Regions from separate parts of the Homo sapiens genome. Here regions 1 and 3 are each linked to region 2. The links are chromatin loops, found by intact Hi-C in ENCODE. Cell type or tissue: GM12878. All regions are shown on one strand.

Evidence for each region. Hi-C counts contacts between places; a loop is a spot of excess contacts. Peaks named below come from ENCODE experiments on the same cell type or tissue, not always from the same donor. Only the 100,000 strongest peaks of a DNase experiment are listed, where the experiment ranks them.
Region 1: it touches region 2 in a loop (2.2-fold over the local background); 6 of 110 quality-filtered maps call a loop at or near these places.
Region 3: it touches region 2 in a loop (2.3-fold over the local background); 11 of 110 quality-filtered maps call a loop at or near these places.

Annotation. Positions count from the first base shown.
Region 1 is chr6:53,304,812-53,309,811 of GRCh38, forward strand. All of the region lies in intron 1 of ELOVL5 (ELOVL fatty acid elongase 5), which reads right to left. Among named protein-coding and RNA genes, the nearest start is that of MIR5685, 30 kb to the left of the region's middle. RefSeq lists an enhancer at 1-83. In GM12878, no CTCF peak of the experiment used is centred here; DNase peaks (open chromatin) are centred at 2,250 and 4,930; H3K27ac peaks cover 1,554 bases.
Region 2 is chr6:53,435,051-53,440,050 of GRCh38, forward strand. All of the region lies in intron 1 of GCLC-AS1 (GCLC antisense RNA 1), which reads left to right. Among named protein-coding and RNA genes, the nearest start is that of GCLC-AS1, 6.1 kb to the left of the region's middle. In GM12878, a CTCF peak has its summit at 2,725 (motif pointing left); a DNase peak (open chromatin) is centred at 2,721.
Region 3 is chr6:53,279,326-53,284,325 of GRCh38, forward strand. The region is part of intron 3 of ELOVL5 (ELOVL fatty acid elongase 5); the gene reads right to left. Among named protein-coding and RNA genes, the nearest start is that of MIR5685, 4.8 kb to the left of the region's middle. RefSeq lists an enhancer at 3,764-3,933. In GM12878, no CTCF peak of the experiment used is centred here; a DNase peak (open chromatin) is centred at 2,397.

The DNA.
Region 1 (5,000 bases), 130 kb before region 2:
TCCCATGTCTACTTCTTTCTACACAGCACAGCAACCAACCGATTTCTCAATCTTTTCCCCACCTTTCCCCCTTTTCTATTCCACAAAACCACCATTGTCATCATGGCCCGTTCTCAATGAGCTGTTGGGTACACCTCCCAGACGGGGTGGTGGCCGGGCAGAGGGGCTCCTCACTTCCCAGTAGGGGCGGCCAGGCAGAGGCGCCCCTCACCTCCCGGACGGGGCGGCTGGCCGGGCGGGGGGCTGACCCCCCCCACCTCCCTCCCGGACGGGGCGGCTCGCTGGGCAGGGGGCTGACCCCCCCACCTCCCTCCCAGACGGGGCGGCTCGCCGGGCAGGGGGCTGACCCCCCCACCTCCCTCCCGGACGGGGCGGCTGGCTGGGCGCGGGGCTGACCCCCCACCTCCCTCCCGGACGGGGCGGCTGGCTGGGCAGAGGGGCTCCTCACTTCCCAGTAGGGGCGGCCGGGCAGAGGCGCCCCTCACCTCCCGGACAGGGCGGCTGGCCGGGCAGGGGGCTGACCCCCCCACCTCCCTCCCGGACGGGGCGGCTGGCCTGGCGGGGGCTGACCCCCCCCCACCTCCCTCCCGGGCGGGGTGGCTGCCGGGCGGAGACGCTCCTCACTTCCCAGACGGGGTGGCAGCCGGGCGGAGGGGCTCCTCACTTCTCAGACGGGGCAGTTGCCAGGCGGAGGGTCTCCTCACTTCTCAGACGGGGCGGCCGGGCAGAGACGCTCCTCACCTCCCAGACGGGGTCGCGGCTGGGCCGAGGCGCTCCCCACATCTCAGACGATGGGCGGCCGGGCAGAGACGCTCCTCACTTCCTAGATGGGATGGCGGCCGGGAAGAGGCGCTCCTCACTTCCCAGGTAGGATGGCGGCCGGGCAGAGACGCTCCTCACTTTCCAGACTGGGCAGCCAGGCAGAGGGTCTCCTCACATCCCAGATGATGGGCGGCCAGGCAGAGACGCTCCTCACTTCCCAGACGGGGTGGCGGCCGGGCAGAGGCTGCAATCTCCGCACTTTGTGGGGCCAAGGCAGGCGGCTGGGAGGTGGAGGTTGTAGCGAGCCGAGATCACGCCACTGCACTCCAGCCTGGGCACCATTGAGCACTGAGTTAACGAGACTCCGTCTGCAATCCCGGCACCTCGGGATGCCGAGGCTGGCGGATCACTCGCGGTTAGGAGCTGGAGACCAGCCCGGCCAACACAGCGAAACCCCGTCTCCACCAAAAAAATAAGAAAACCAGTCAGGCGTGGCGGCGCGCGCCTGCAATTGCAGGCACTCGGCAGGCGGAGGCAGGAGAATCAGGCAGGGAGGTTGCAGTGAGCCGAGATGGCAGCAGCACAGTCCAGCTTTGGCTCGGCATGAGAGGGAGACCGTGGAAAGGGGAGGAGAAAGGGGAGAGGGGAGAGGGGAGAGGGGAGAGGGAGAGGGGAGAGGGGAGAGGGAGAGGGGAGAGGGGAGAGGGGAGAGGGGAGAGGGGAGAGGGGAGAGGGGAGAGGGAGAGGGGAGAGGGGAGAGGGGAGAGGGGAGAGGGAGAGGGGAGAGAGAGAGGGGAGAGGGAGAGGGGAGAGAGAGAGGGGAGAGGGGCAAACACACACACCTCTTAAACATTCAAGGAAATTTCTTCCCCACTGGGAGACAAAGATGTATTCTAGTCTTGAAAGGCAACACACAAATACACTTGATCTTAAAAACTCAGATATAGAACATTTTTTCAGCAGTTGGTAGCGGGAGGGTAACATGATTTTAGAACTTTATTCTAGGGGAATTCTTATTCACAGCTAAAGAAGAAATGTACAGTCAAGTTCAAAGTTCTTCCCCCAGTTCTCAGCAGAGTCAAGACAAGGACCATTTACAACAATCCACACAACAAACGAGCATTCAGAAAAGGGTTCACCACTGTAGAAAATTACTCTTGTAGAGTTTTATCATCTTAAAGCTGCCAACTTAATTTTCTTTTGAAACTAGAAGAAGAAGTGGTGATAACTTTTAATTGAGTGAAGCACACTGTTATTTGGAAAAAGACAACGATAATTCACACACAGAATGCTCCTTGCTGGTGGGTGAAGGCCAGATTGCTGCAGTTGGACTTAGAACTCCACTTTCACATAGAACTTTGCTGACAGTAACTAATTAATGCCCACAAGGCTGCAGTGAAGCAAGGTAAAAAAAAATCCATCAGGTGCAGGAGTTAGTCATCCTCCTGACTGGTTTTATTTCTGTGTGTCCAATGATTCTCAGAATGACTGCTTTTCAGGCTACCAGCCATTTGAAAGGCAGTTGACTCACTGAGTTAAAAACTATTTAATGAGTGTCTACTTTGTGTCAAGCAGTATTGCTTGTGAGGAACAGGAAAGTGACAGAGACAGACATGACCTCTGCCACAGTACAAATTAGTAAGCAGTGTGCAAAGACATCTGTGGCTCAACCACTTTTGGGTGGTAGTGGTTAGGAACATACACTTTGGAGCCAGAGAGCCTGGGTTCAAATCCCTGCTTCACCACTTACTAGCTGTGTAACCTTGGGCAAGTTACTTAACATTCTGTGCCTTAGTTTATTAGACTGTAAAATGAGGGTAATTACATTAACTTCCTCATGTGATTAAATGAGTTAAGATATGTGAAATGCTTAGAATAGTGTGTGGCACAGCAAGTACCGTAAAAATGTTTCTATTATTATCATCATTACAGAGACCTTTGACAATGATCAGTTTCATATTCAATGTTTATGGAAGAGTTTTGCTAAGGCATAAACTGGAGTTCCCTGCAAGGTCCATGGCAGTGAAACATGCTCACATCCATACCTCACAGCTCTGTTATTTTCTATTTGGCATGGACTCACAAATGATACTTGTGAATCTGGGGATTTATAAAAGACTCTAGATAAATTCCTCTGAAATGTCAAGGAGATGCTGGTCACTGACTTCTCTGTGAGTAGAAGAGCAGGCCAGTGTCTATCCCAACCTTAGTACAGAGCAGAAATAAATCTGCATCTGATAAGCCTTTTTTTTTGTACTCCTGGCAACTAGCATATGATAGATGGCCAATAAACTTATTCATTTACCATAACTGAAAAGGGGGCTGAGTTGCCAAAGTCACAGAGGTTGGGTGGAGCCAGAATTTGAACCACATCTCCAACTCTATTGCCTATCATTCTTAAAATACCCCATGCAGTCTCTCAAGAGGACATCTTCATGTATTTACATAAAAGATGGTGACATGTGTTAGTATTGCCTGAATTCATATAGTTTTACGAGAAAAAGATACAGAACTATGTAGTTTTAAAATAACATTATCAAGTTAAAAAAAAAAGTTGTTTGGAAGAAGATGTTTGGTAACAGAGTTCTTTAAGATCTCTGTAATTAAGACCTAGATGGGAAGTAAAGGGGCAGCAATCCTCCCTGACCTCATTTTCATACTCTTCATCATCACTTCTACTGTATCTCAATCAGTGATAAAATTACAGGCTTATTTTTTAAGTGCTGTGATTATCAGTTATACTGTAATTATCTGTTTATCTGTCCACATCCTATTAGGCTCTAAGCTCTTCAACGGCAGAACCTCTGGTGTTCCCATTTTATCGCTAGAGTGTCTGGATCTGTGCCTGACCAATTATTGATTGCTCATTGAAACTAAGAGTGAATGAATGAATAATGAGTGGATCAATGAATGAATGACTTTCTAGAGTTTCATATCAATGGGCTCTCAAATCTGGTTGCATCTTAAAATCACCTAACAGCTTTAAAATCAGGTTTTTGGGATCCAATCCTAGAAATTCTAATTCAATAGATGCTAGGAAATATCTTTTTGAAAAGATCGTTAGGTAATTCTGGGAAACAGCCTGCTTTGGGAACCACTGCTATATATATCAATTAAGTTTTGGACTCTTACTAAAATCCCCTGCCACCCTTTAATTTTTATCACCCAGACGGTATCCATACACTGTATTACAGAGACAGAGCCTAGACTAGGATGATGGTCTCAAGGACAAGTTATTTTTTATTCCAACAAATTCTGCAGCAATTCCCTGTTTCCTCTAATTCCACCAGCTGGGGGGAGGGGATGCGCAGGTGGGGCGGGGGGCGGGGAGGCAATCATATTTTTTCAAACATCTCTCAAGCTGAAATAAAACCTCGTATCAAGATAGAGATCAGTTCTCATATTTTTCAAACACTGTGTGACATGGTACACATCACACATAACAAGCATACATTAATCCATCCTGCACCTGATGGATTTTTTACCGGTAAGCTCTTTTTTGGGGGATGCTGTTGCAGAAATATTACTATCAGTAGAGGAGATCCATAACACCATTACTACCAGGAGTCAACAGTGGCCAAGTCTATAAAGCTCTGTGAGAACAAGGAACGTATCTGTCTTGCTCCTTGTAATCCCTAGTAGCTGTTCTTGGGACACAGAAAGGAATTTAGTAACTCCCTGTTTCATCATATTGAACTGGGGCAGTATGGAACACTGCTGACAGGCTGCTGCTGCTGCTGCTGCCAAATCAAATGTTTGGCCAAGGACAATTCCATACATTCCTTGGAAGGAGGCAAGATGGGTGATAGGAAGAACCTGAACACTGGTTGAGAAACGTGGGCTCTGGCTCTATTATCATCAATCCTAAACTGAGCTGCTTCCTATTATATTCGTTTCATTACCTAGACTACAGGACCTCAAGCTTTCTTCAAGTAAATACGGTATCTATGGGAGGCAGAGTCTAAGATGCCCCCAAAGATCCTGGTACACCTGATACTCACACCCTTATGTAGTGCCCTTTCCCGATGAACCAGGGTTGTGTGTGTGACCAACAGAATAAAGCAAAAGGGATGGTATGTCGCTTCTGGGATTAGGTGATAACAGATGTTGTGGCTTCTATCTTGGTCAGCTGGCATGTTTCTGTCTGTGTTTCTAGGACCACTAGCTCTGGGGGAAGCCAGCTGCTATGCTGCAAACAGTCCTAGGGAGAGGACAATGTGGCAGGAAATAGGCCACCT
Region 2 (5,000 bases):
TTTCAACAGTAAAGTCTTTGTTTGGCTGGGCGCAGTGGCTCACACCTGTAATGCCAGCACTTTGGGAGGCTGAGGTGGGCAGATAACCTGAGGTCAGGAGTTTGAGACCAGCCTGGCCAAGATAGTGAAACCCTTTCTCTACTAAAAATACAAAAATTAGCCAGATGTGGTGGTGTGCACCTGTAATCCCAGCTACTCAGGAGGCTGGGGCAGGAGAATCACTTGAGCCCAGGAGGCGGAGGTTGCAGTGAGCCGAGATTACACCACTGCAGTCCAGCCTGGGCCACAGAGTGAGACTCCATCTAAAAAAAAAAAAAAAAAAAAAAAAAAAAAGGCTGAGAAAATGGTAAACATGTAAGTCTTAATACATTGTTTTTATATAATGATTACAACAATAAGTCTATTCTGTACAGTTAGATATAAGGATATAACTAGACTTTTTCTTACAGTAGCATGTACGTCATGAGGGAGGATGTGATAGGAGTCAAAGTGCTCTAAGATTGGGATGATTATATGTCCCAATTTGCCCAGGAGAGTTCATGCTTGTGCCTGTTTTCCCAGTGTAATAGTTAATACTACCCCCTTATCTCAACAGCATCCTAACTTAGATGATAAATTACTTGGCTACTTTACACATATAGGACTTAGTGACCTGGTGAACTTGGGGAACAAGCAACAGAGCAGAGGCAAAGATAAAGTTAAGATCTCATTCCTGGTTGTCTCATCGTGTGGTAGGGCCACTGACATAAACACTGGGTGAGCTTGTGAATACTTGTCTCAGATCTGGAACTTCTAGTAGGATGTTTCCTAAGACCGAGAAGATGGTTGGTTCCACCCATTCCAATTATTTGGGTTATTAATTGTTCTGAGGCATTTCAGTTAGTTAAATCTAACCTGTCATCCCTCAGTTCTTCTTTGAGTATATGAGAAAACCTAAGAGGCTCCCAAGTTGACTGTACAGCTGAGAGTTTTCCACTGAGAAGTCCAAAAAGGCCCCGTTGTCATCAACCTCACATTTACCATGATAGGGTCTATAATTCCAAGTTAACTGGGTGAGGAAGGGGCTCAGGTTTCTATTTGCATTAAGCTATAGAGAATAGGAGGAATAGTTTCCTATTTAAAAAATAAATTTTTTAAAGTGTGAATATTCCATAAACCAACAAACAGAAAGAAATTTAGAATGTGCTCACTGAATTAGTCAGTTCAGTAATAATTATGGTGGTGATTCTGGAGAAGGGCGTGGAAGAGACAGCTTGGGGAAGAGAACAGTGCTAAGACAAGAACCAGAAGGCCTGGATTCTGGGTTTGATTATGCCCCTTCTGGCAATGGGATCTTGAATAAGTCATTTATCTTCTTTAAATTGCAGTTTCTTCTGTAAAATGAATTAAGAGAAAAATTAAGAATATTTGTAAGCACTAGCCATGTGCCAGGCACTACTCTAAGCACTTTATGAATCTCTAAAACAAACCAATGTATTATTGGCATTATTTCCATTCTAAAGATGAGGAAATTGAAGCATGGAGAGATGAGTTAACCTTCCTAAGACCACGCCCCTTCTCAGTGGCACCTCTAAGATTTGAAACTGGGCACTATGCTTTAACTCTCCTGACTACCATCGGGTATGCCCGTTCACCATTTTACATTCTGCTATATGTCTTGGGAAAATGACCCATGTGGGTGTCCTTGCTCTCTGGCTTCCAGTTGGGTTCCAACAGTGACAAGAGATTGGAGAGTGGGAGGACAGATTGGTTTCTTTCTCTTCCCAGTTGCCTCCCTAAGAGGCCATCACAGATTGGCTGATTCTTTTATCAAACGTGGTGTCTCTTGTCGAGTGCCCTCTCCATACAGTTAACCTATACCAGTTCTAAAAACTGCTTTTTTTTCCCCCTCCATTCTCTTTTAGGCTAGGAATAGTAACAGCTCTTTGATCTTGCCAGTCTGGGATACTGCACCACCCTTTGCTGTCAGAATCCTTTCTGATTACACATTGCAACTTTAAAGTTGCACATGATGTACTCTACCAGAAGGAAGCTGATTTCGTGGTCACAATACTATCTGTCTGGAGTGGTGGGGGTTCTGCTTAGCAAGGACTCCCCTAGTTGGGCCTCTTAGAATGGAGAAAGTTGACAGTTTCAGGACTGAGATATTTGAGAAAATCAGGAGGGTGCTGAACAGCTTTGTTTCTTAACTTCCTGGCCAGAATGTGTAGATTTTCAGTACCTCCCAACGTTTCCAGATGTATTTAGCTCCTACACACTAACCTTCTTTCATTACTGAATGTGTCATGGAGTTAACACATATTCTTGCTTCTGCCTGAAACCTTCTTTCTTCTTTTTGCATAGAAAACTCAGATATCAGCATGAATGTTACTTGCTTAGGGAAGCCTTCCCTGGAACAAACCCCTCATTTCTGCCAGGATGGATGAGTATCCTCATATATGCTCTAACAGCTTTCTGAGCCTTTCCTTCACAACACTTAACATAGTTTCTAATTATGCATTTGGTGGTTATTGGATCCATATCTCCCCTCTCCCTAGAAAGGAAGTTCCAAAAGGTCTGAGGTTGGTTTTGACTTTGCTCGACATTAAATTTCCAGGACTGAGCACAGTTACTGACTCTGGTGGTCACTGAAAAATGCTATTATGTATCCATGGACAGATGTATGACTAAGCATCATGTAAACTGGTGACGATGGTAGACTGGGAAGAATAAAATGAGAGCGCTATCTAGTGGCACCAGGTGCAACAAGCAAAATGGGGCCAAGTTTTTGCCTGAGGCCTTACAAAAGTGTTGAAATCCTTGTGGAGAAAATTTTCTTTTTCTCAGGAGGGCAGTAGAATATCCTTAGAAGTGACTAGACTTATGACAGTAATGACATGAGGAAGAATATGTCACAAAGTTAACAGGAAGATTGACTCCAATCACAAGAAGTGAGGGCTGCAGAGGCCATGAAGGGATGGAAAACTTTTTCTTAGTTTTATCACTACTGGGTAATGGGCAGAGCCTGGGAGACAGAGAAGAGAACAGGCCGTATGGAGCACGCATCAACAACCCTGAGCTTCAGAGCACTTAGTACTGCAAGAAGAATGTGTAAGAAACTCTGGAACCCAGTTCCTGGGAGAGTGAGGGAACACCAGTGATTTCATTGGTATTAGGCTTGAAATATTGATTATTTTCTTTATTCCATATTTCACATTGTTATCCACATACCCCTTCTGACTACATACAGCACCAGGTGTAGGAAATGTGTGTTAGAAGATGATGTTTTTTGCCTTAACCATTGATTTTAATGATCATTTCATCCTCTCTGCTCTACCCTAAGTGGCCTTTCAGAGTCAATTGTGGCTTATTTCATAATTATCTTTTTCAGACTACTTCTGTACATTGGTACCACATCTGTAATGAACCATCGACTCATCTATTTCCCAATTCATTTGAATCTAGAATTTGGCAAGCCTTTCTTTTTTAGTGTGTTTTTTAATTTGACTCCGCATTTTTCTGTTTAGGTTGCACACTTGAAAAAAAGCTTTACCCCTTTTTTGAAAAGTTGGCAGACGTCTTTTTTTTTGAGACAGGGTCTCACTCTGTTGCTCAGGCTGGAGTGCAGTGGCGCGACCTTGGCTCACTGCAACCTCCACCTCCCGGGCTCAAGTGATCTTCCCACTTAGCCTTCTGGGTAGCTGGGACTACAGGCACGTGCCACCAGGCCCAGATAATTTTTTGTATTTTCTAGAGACAGGATTTCGCCATATTGTCCAGGCTGGTCTTAAACTCTTGAGCTCAAGCGATCCATCCGCCTCAGCCTCTTGAAGTACTGGGATTGCAGGTATGTGCCACCGTGCCCAGCCACAGACGTCTTAATGAAAATGAACCATTACAGTAATATACTAGGGCAAGGGCAATTTGTTCATTATCGACAAGCAAATCACTAAATTATGTAAATTACTGGATTAGACAGGCAGAATTACTTTTCTTTCAGAGAATAATCAAATATTACTTTAAAATGTTCATTTGTTTAAGTTTTTGGCTTTAGATCCAGAAAATCCAAATATTTGAATTTACATCTATTAAAAACCAAATTCAACCTCGAGACCGAAGTCCATCATTCATAGTCCACAGTAGAATATATGAAACCACGAAGATTTTTAATTTCCCTTAATAAACCTGTTTATTGAGCACTTCTATTTCCCCTCCTTCCCCCTATTTTTGTTTTAAAACATCCTTTCATGAAAGAACAATATTTAAATAAACCTTTGAGGAACAGATAGAGCTATTTAACAAGTGAGGTAATTATATATTATCATTCCCACATGATGGGGGTTTATAAAGGATTTAAAAGTTTGTTTCTGCATTTGTTTTCAAGGACTTGCCCAAGCACGGAAACTCCATATATATCAGCGACTAGGGAAAATTGATTCTAATAGATTTTTCTTCCAAGAACAGGAATCTTTCTATTTCATATTGCACATGAATATTAAGTAAACTACCTGCTGGAAACAGAAAAAAAAGCTTTACTCAAATATAAGTTGCTGATTTAAATAAACTGTTGTACTTTAAATAGAAAAAAACTCTAAATATAAATAATAAAGTAGCATTTCTAAGTGTAGCTACTAGGTTTATTACTGAGTTCTGCAGGGAACTGAATGACCTAACCCCAAATACCATCCTTTTATGACCAATTTGTGTGGACAGTTATAAATAGTGCAGTGAACTCTGCCTACAAGGCTGTAAGCCAAAAATTTTTGAGTGAATAAAGGGACTGCTGTTCTTTGTGAATAAGCAATTATTAAATGTTGTTTCTGAAACTGGAAGCTGAGTAAAGCAGTTTGTCAGTAGACAGTCTAATATAAAAGAAATTAATTTGATAAAAGTTCCCTCAAAAATGGCTTATGTACTTTGTACACTATGTATGGATCTATTTACACATGTAAAAATTACTTCCATGTAGACATAGCATTGATATATTTATTTATTAAAATTTCTTCATTAGAATAAATTAT
Region 3 (5,000 bases), 160 kb before region 2:
TTCAAAGTTCAGTTAAAATTCTATTTTCTTCATGATTACTCCCTTGAGCACTAGAGCCTGAGGTCTATTCTCCTTCCTCTACCCTCACCTTGCAGTGACCTGTAGCTGTTTGCTCACATGCTCCCTTTGTTAATGGGCCTGTTGTGTGCTCTTCTGTAAGATTTCGAAGGGTGGTGACTGTGGCTCCTGCATCTGCATCAACATATTCCAGCACAGGGATTAGCGTACCAGAGATGTCAAACAAATATTTGCTAAACAAATGACAAAGAGTTCAAGACTGCCAATTCTTTCCCCTAAATCTAGGCCTAATGTTTCATGTGCAGCAATAAAGAGAGCTTCATAGTATTTTAAACGAGGCTTGACTTTGTGATCATATTCATCTGAACTCTGTTCACAAGATGAAAACTCTTCATCATCAATTTCATAATGGGGTCATGGAAATTCTCAAATCTCCCTGGCTTCAGAAAGGATAGAATAATTTAACAAACCAAGACCAAGGACCTGAGTTGAAGCTTATTCACCTAAGACCCTCATCAAACCTCCATAAAATGGGCTAGCAGTAGAGGGCTCTACTCCCTCCATCCCCCTCAGAGGATAGCAATGTGTCCATGGGTAGTGGACTACAGAGGTGCTCAAAGCAAAGGACTGACCCCTGTAGCCCCACTAGGAGCACATCACAGGAGACAATCCTCAAGTCAAAGTCACATCAGCCACCTTTCCCTTTGGGACTGAGGCCTAGCTTCTTTCCAAAGAGCTGTTTTGGTCAATTTCCCAGAAATTCTTCAAGTTGCGTGTTAAGTAGACACCACAGGGTGAGAGGACCCAGTAGGCTGGAGAAGGTGAAGTACTGAAAATAGGGGCAGGTGTCTGTCTACCTTGGGCTTCTGAGAATCAGATCGAAAGAGGACAGGACTATACTATAATGAAAAAGCAGGCCATCACAAACAGCTAACCACTACCTAACGAAATTTTCCATACCACTGCCAACTCCAAGAACCACCCAGGGGCATTATTTGCAGGCTTTTTTCTGAGGAACTGAGATACAAACAGTACCACTGCAAAGCTTTATACACTTCCTCCTTCCTTGGAGTAAAGCAAACTTTAATTAGGCCAAGAGGATGTGCAGAGCTATAATTAAAACCTAGCTACAAGCTCTTTTCTCCATATGAGATAAAGTCAATAACCCTGATGGTTTCATGCACCTTTTCAATGAAAGAAAAAAATGTAGGTGAGTTTCACACCTGGTTCTGGATGACATAATTCATGGAGTGAATCTTTTTTCTTTGAGACAGGGCCTGGCTGTGTTGCTCAGGCTGGTGTGCAGTGGCACAATCTCAGCTCACTGCAACCTCCACTTCCTGGGCTCAAGCCATCCTCCTACCTCAGCCTCCCAAGTAGCTGAGACTACAGGTGCACGCTGTCATGCCCGGCTAATTTTTATATTTTTGTTGTAAAGATGGGGTTTCACCATGTTGCGCAGGCTGGTCTTAAACTCCTGAGCTCCAGTGATCTGCTTGCCTTGGCCACCCAAAGTGCTGGGATTCCAGGTGTGAGCCCCTGCACCCAGCCAGGAGTGAATCATTTTTAACGGTGAGTTGACTTTTCCCATCTAATAACACATTTAACCACAAACAACTTGTAACCTTTAGCATAATAACCATTTCCATGGCACTTTCTGGAATGCTACTGAAACATCTCAGGAAACAAGGTCACTGGAAACACTTAAAGAAAAAGGAGGAAAACATCATCTTGGGTGGCCCTTATCAGCCATTAACATCAGCATCCCAAGATGTCAGAGCAACAAGATAACCCCTTTCCAAAGAAGACTGGCTGCTTCTGGTGATAAGAGCTTGATGAAGCTGCATGTTTACTACCTCCTATGCAGAAATGGGGTAAAAAGTAATGAAAAATAGACTATCCATACTCAAGTTCAACTACATCACAGGACCTAAGGTGCTTTTCTAAGCAAAATCTCCAAGAATACGTAGGGTTGACCCTCTTCATAGCTTTGTTTCTGTGTGAGTCCTCAACTGTGTATTTTTTAGATCTGGTACAAGCTCGTATTTTTAATGAGAAAACAGGGAATGAGAAGTGATAAGGATGGCCCAGGTCTTGGTACCACTGGGATTAGCACAAAGGAATCCTGACTCTCAGTCCAAATGCACCTCAAACAGCAGTTCCAAGCATCTTTGCCCTTCTTCATCTGTTTTTGAATTCTTAGTAAGAACATGGTAGGGATACTCTGTCCATGAAGAATTCTGTGGAAAAGCAGACCTTTAACTGCATCTTTTTCTTCCGCAGATGTTTGGTTTAAAATTAACCATGAACTACTCAAAATTGAAAGTACCTATTTCCTCTAGGGTTTAGTTGGCCAATTTTCGCAGTGCTATTAGGGAGTGCCAGGTCAAAGCATGTGGTTTTTACATTTCAAATCTTTCATGTCCAGAGCATAAGGATGCCCATTAAGATAATTTCACACCCATGACCTCCACAGGTGTTTTTTTTTTTTCCTTCTCCTTGTGAACAGGAATACCCCTGGGTTATAGCTGAACGTAACACTCTTGGCTAAGTTAAAAAAGACAGGTTCTGTACACTTGAGAAGTCTTTAAAACAAAACACAAAGAAACAGCCTGTCCTCAATCCAAACTGAAACAGGTATGTCTGGCATTTTCCCTGAATCCTCAAGCCCTGCCCTCTTATGCTAGCAGTTCTCCCTGTTCAGGCCTCCCAGAACTTTCCCTCTGTAGAAAGCAGATGGTAAGAGTGCAATAAGCATTAGATTAGTTAGCCCAATACCTGACATAAGGTAGGCACTATCTGTCTTTGCTATGATCTTAGGCAAATGTTAAGTACTTTTGCTTCCAACTAGGGCTAAGGTGGTGCTGGATGTCCCAGCCAAAGTATAATTTGTGTCATTTAAAGGAAGGTCTCCAGCCTACCCACTGACGCCTGCTTTGCAGAGTTAAGTCCACTTTAGTTGAGGATCTGTAGAGTGATGTGCTCCTAGCTACACCAGCTGCAGAGCCAAGCTCTCCAGGTGTTGCAGGGGCAAGTTTAGAGGAGTGAGGCCTGGCTCTGGACAAGCCAGAAGGCTTCCTCTCTGTAGAAAGTATTCCCTTCCCCTCCCCTGGGTGTGGGTGAGGAATGAAGGATGTTTGAGCTGCATCCTTCTCTCCATTCTCCCTACCGTGAGGCATTCTCTCAGGGCAGTGTCAGATACACTAGGGACAACTAACTGTTTCCTTTCAGGCCCTGAGAGAAGTTTCTTTCTCAGCAAGGAATTTTAGTTGTAAGGAAACTAAGAGTGAAAAGTATTCTAGGCAATGATCAGGCATTTCTTGTAAGTACTAATTTCACCAGATGTTTCAACTGCTCTATACCTCTGCTAAATGGGAAAAAGAACAGCAAATAGCCTTTTCAAAGTATTTTGGTAAACAAAGTTATTTTTCAAATAAAATTCAATAATCAATTGCCAGGTTGCTTAAGTGTTTTTCCAAATCCTATTTTCCCACAATAACGTATCTATTTTAGGAAAGCCTGAAGGGAAAGAAAAACAACCAGTTTAGAATATTATGTTTCCAAAGCAACTGCTCTGTGGTTCCATCAGATGGCCTTCAAACCCAGAGCCTGGGGAGATGCTTTCACAGCCCACAATTACAGAGGTTAGAAAGCACAAACAAAGCATTCAGTCACCAAATGCTCAACTTCTTTCATCTTTCCAATAAAAAAGCATCACAAATTTTCAAAACAAATTCAAAGGAAAAAAAACTGACTTCTGGTTCTAGCAACGTGGCAAACTGAACAAAAGCAGAACCAACTCTCTCACTATAAACACAGGTAGGAAAGTGGTATAAAACACAGCAAAAACTCCAACACAATCAATTCTTACCTATAATGCGAGGGAGGTCCCCACAACAAATTATTCTTTAGAAAAAGAGAAATCAGCTTAAATTCAACTCCTTCCAAAATCTTTATGTGGAAAAGGCATGTTTACCTGAGATGACCCCCAACAATACTAGTTTGGGATGCTTACACAGAACACTAGGCAAACCTTTACTTCTGTTTTAGGAGGTAAAGAAATTTAACACAGACAATAATTATCCCAGAGGCATTACCTCACAGATATATCTGTAAGCAAGCTTTTAATAGAATACTTAAAAAGGCAACACAGCAAATGGTTAAATTTGGAGATCACTGTCATCTAATCTATATCACTGGGGGGGACAATACTTCCATGTTATGGAATAAAAAAAGAGCAAGCAGTGAACTTTCAGAAGTAAAAGATACATAGCCATTTAAACTAAAAACACAATAGATGGATGAAACAGATTAAAAACAAATGAAGGAAGTAGGAGTGAATGGAAGAATGCAAAATTTTCAAAGTGCCTAGAAAGAAAAAAAGATTACCCTACAAATGAGCAAAAGTGGGACCACAGCAGACTTCTCTGGAATAAATCTTCAAAGTGCTGAGGAAAAATAACTGTTAATCTAGAATTCTATGCCTTGATAAAATATTATTCAAGTGTAAAGGCAAATAACATGACACTCAGACTAAGATATTGCCCTTCATAGAAAGAACTACTTACGAAAAAAATTGAATCAAAAAGGAAAGAATAAATTTCACAGAGCAAAGAAAATCAGTAAACACTGATGGCAATAATGGTGATTATTTAGGACCTTAAAAAAAAAAAAAAGTGAGGCCAGATGTGGTGGCTCACGCCTGTAATCCTAGTGCTTTGGGAGGCCAGGGTGGGAGGACTGCCAGAGCCCAGGAATTTGAGACCAGCTTGGGCAACAAAGTGAGACTCCATCTCTACAAAAAATAAAAATATTAGCTGGGCACAGTGGCATGCTCCTGCAGTCCCAGCTGCCTGGGAGGCTGAGGCAGGAAGATCACTTGTGCCCAGGAGTTTGAGGTTACAATGAGCTATGACCATGTCACTGCACTTCAGCCTGGGCAACAGAGCAAGACCATCTTTTTTTTTTTTTAAAAAAAAAGG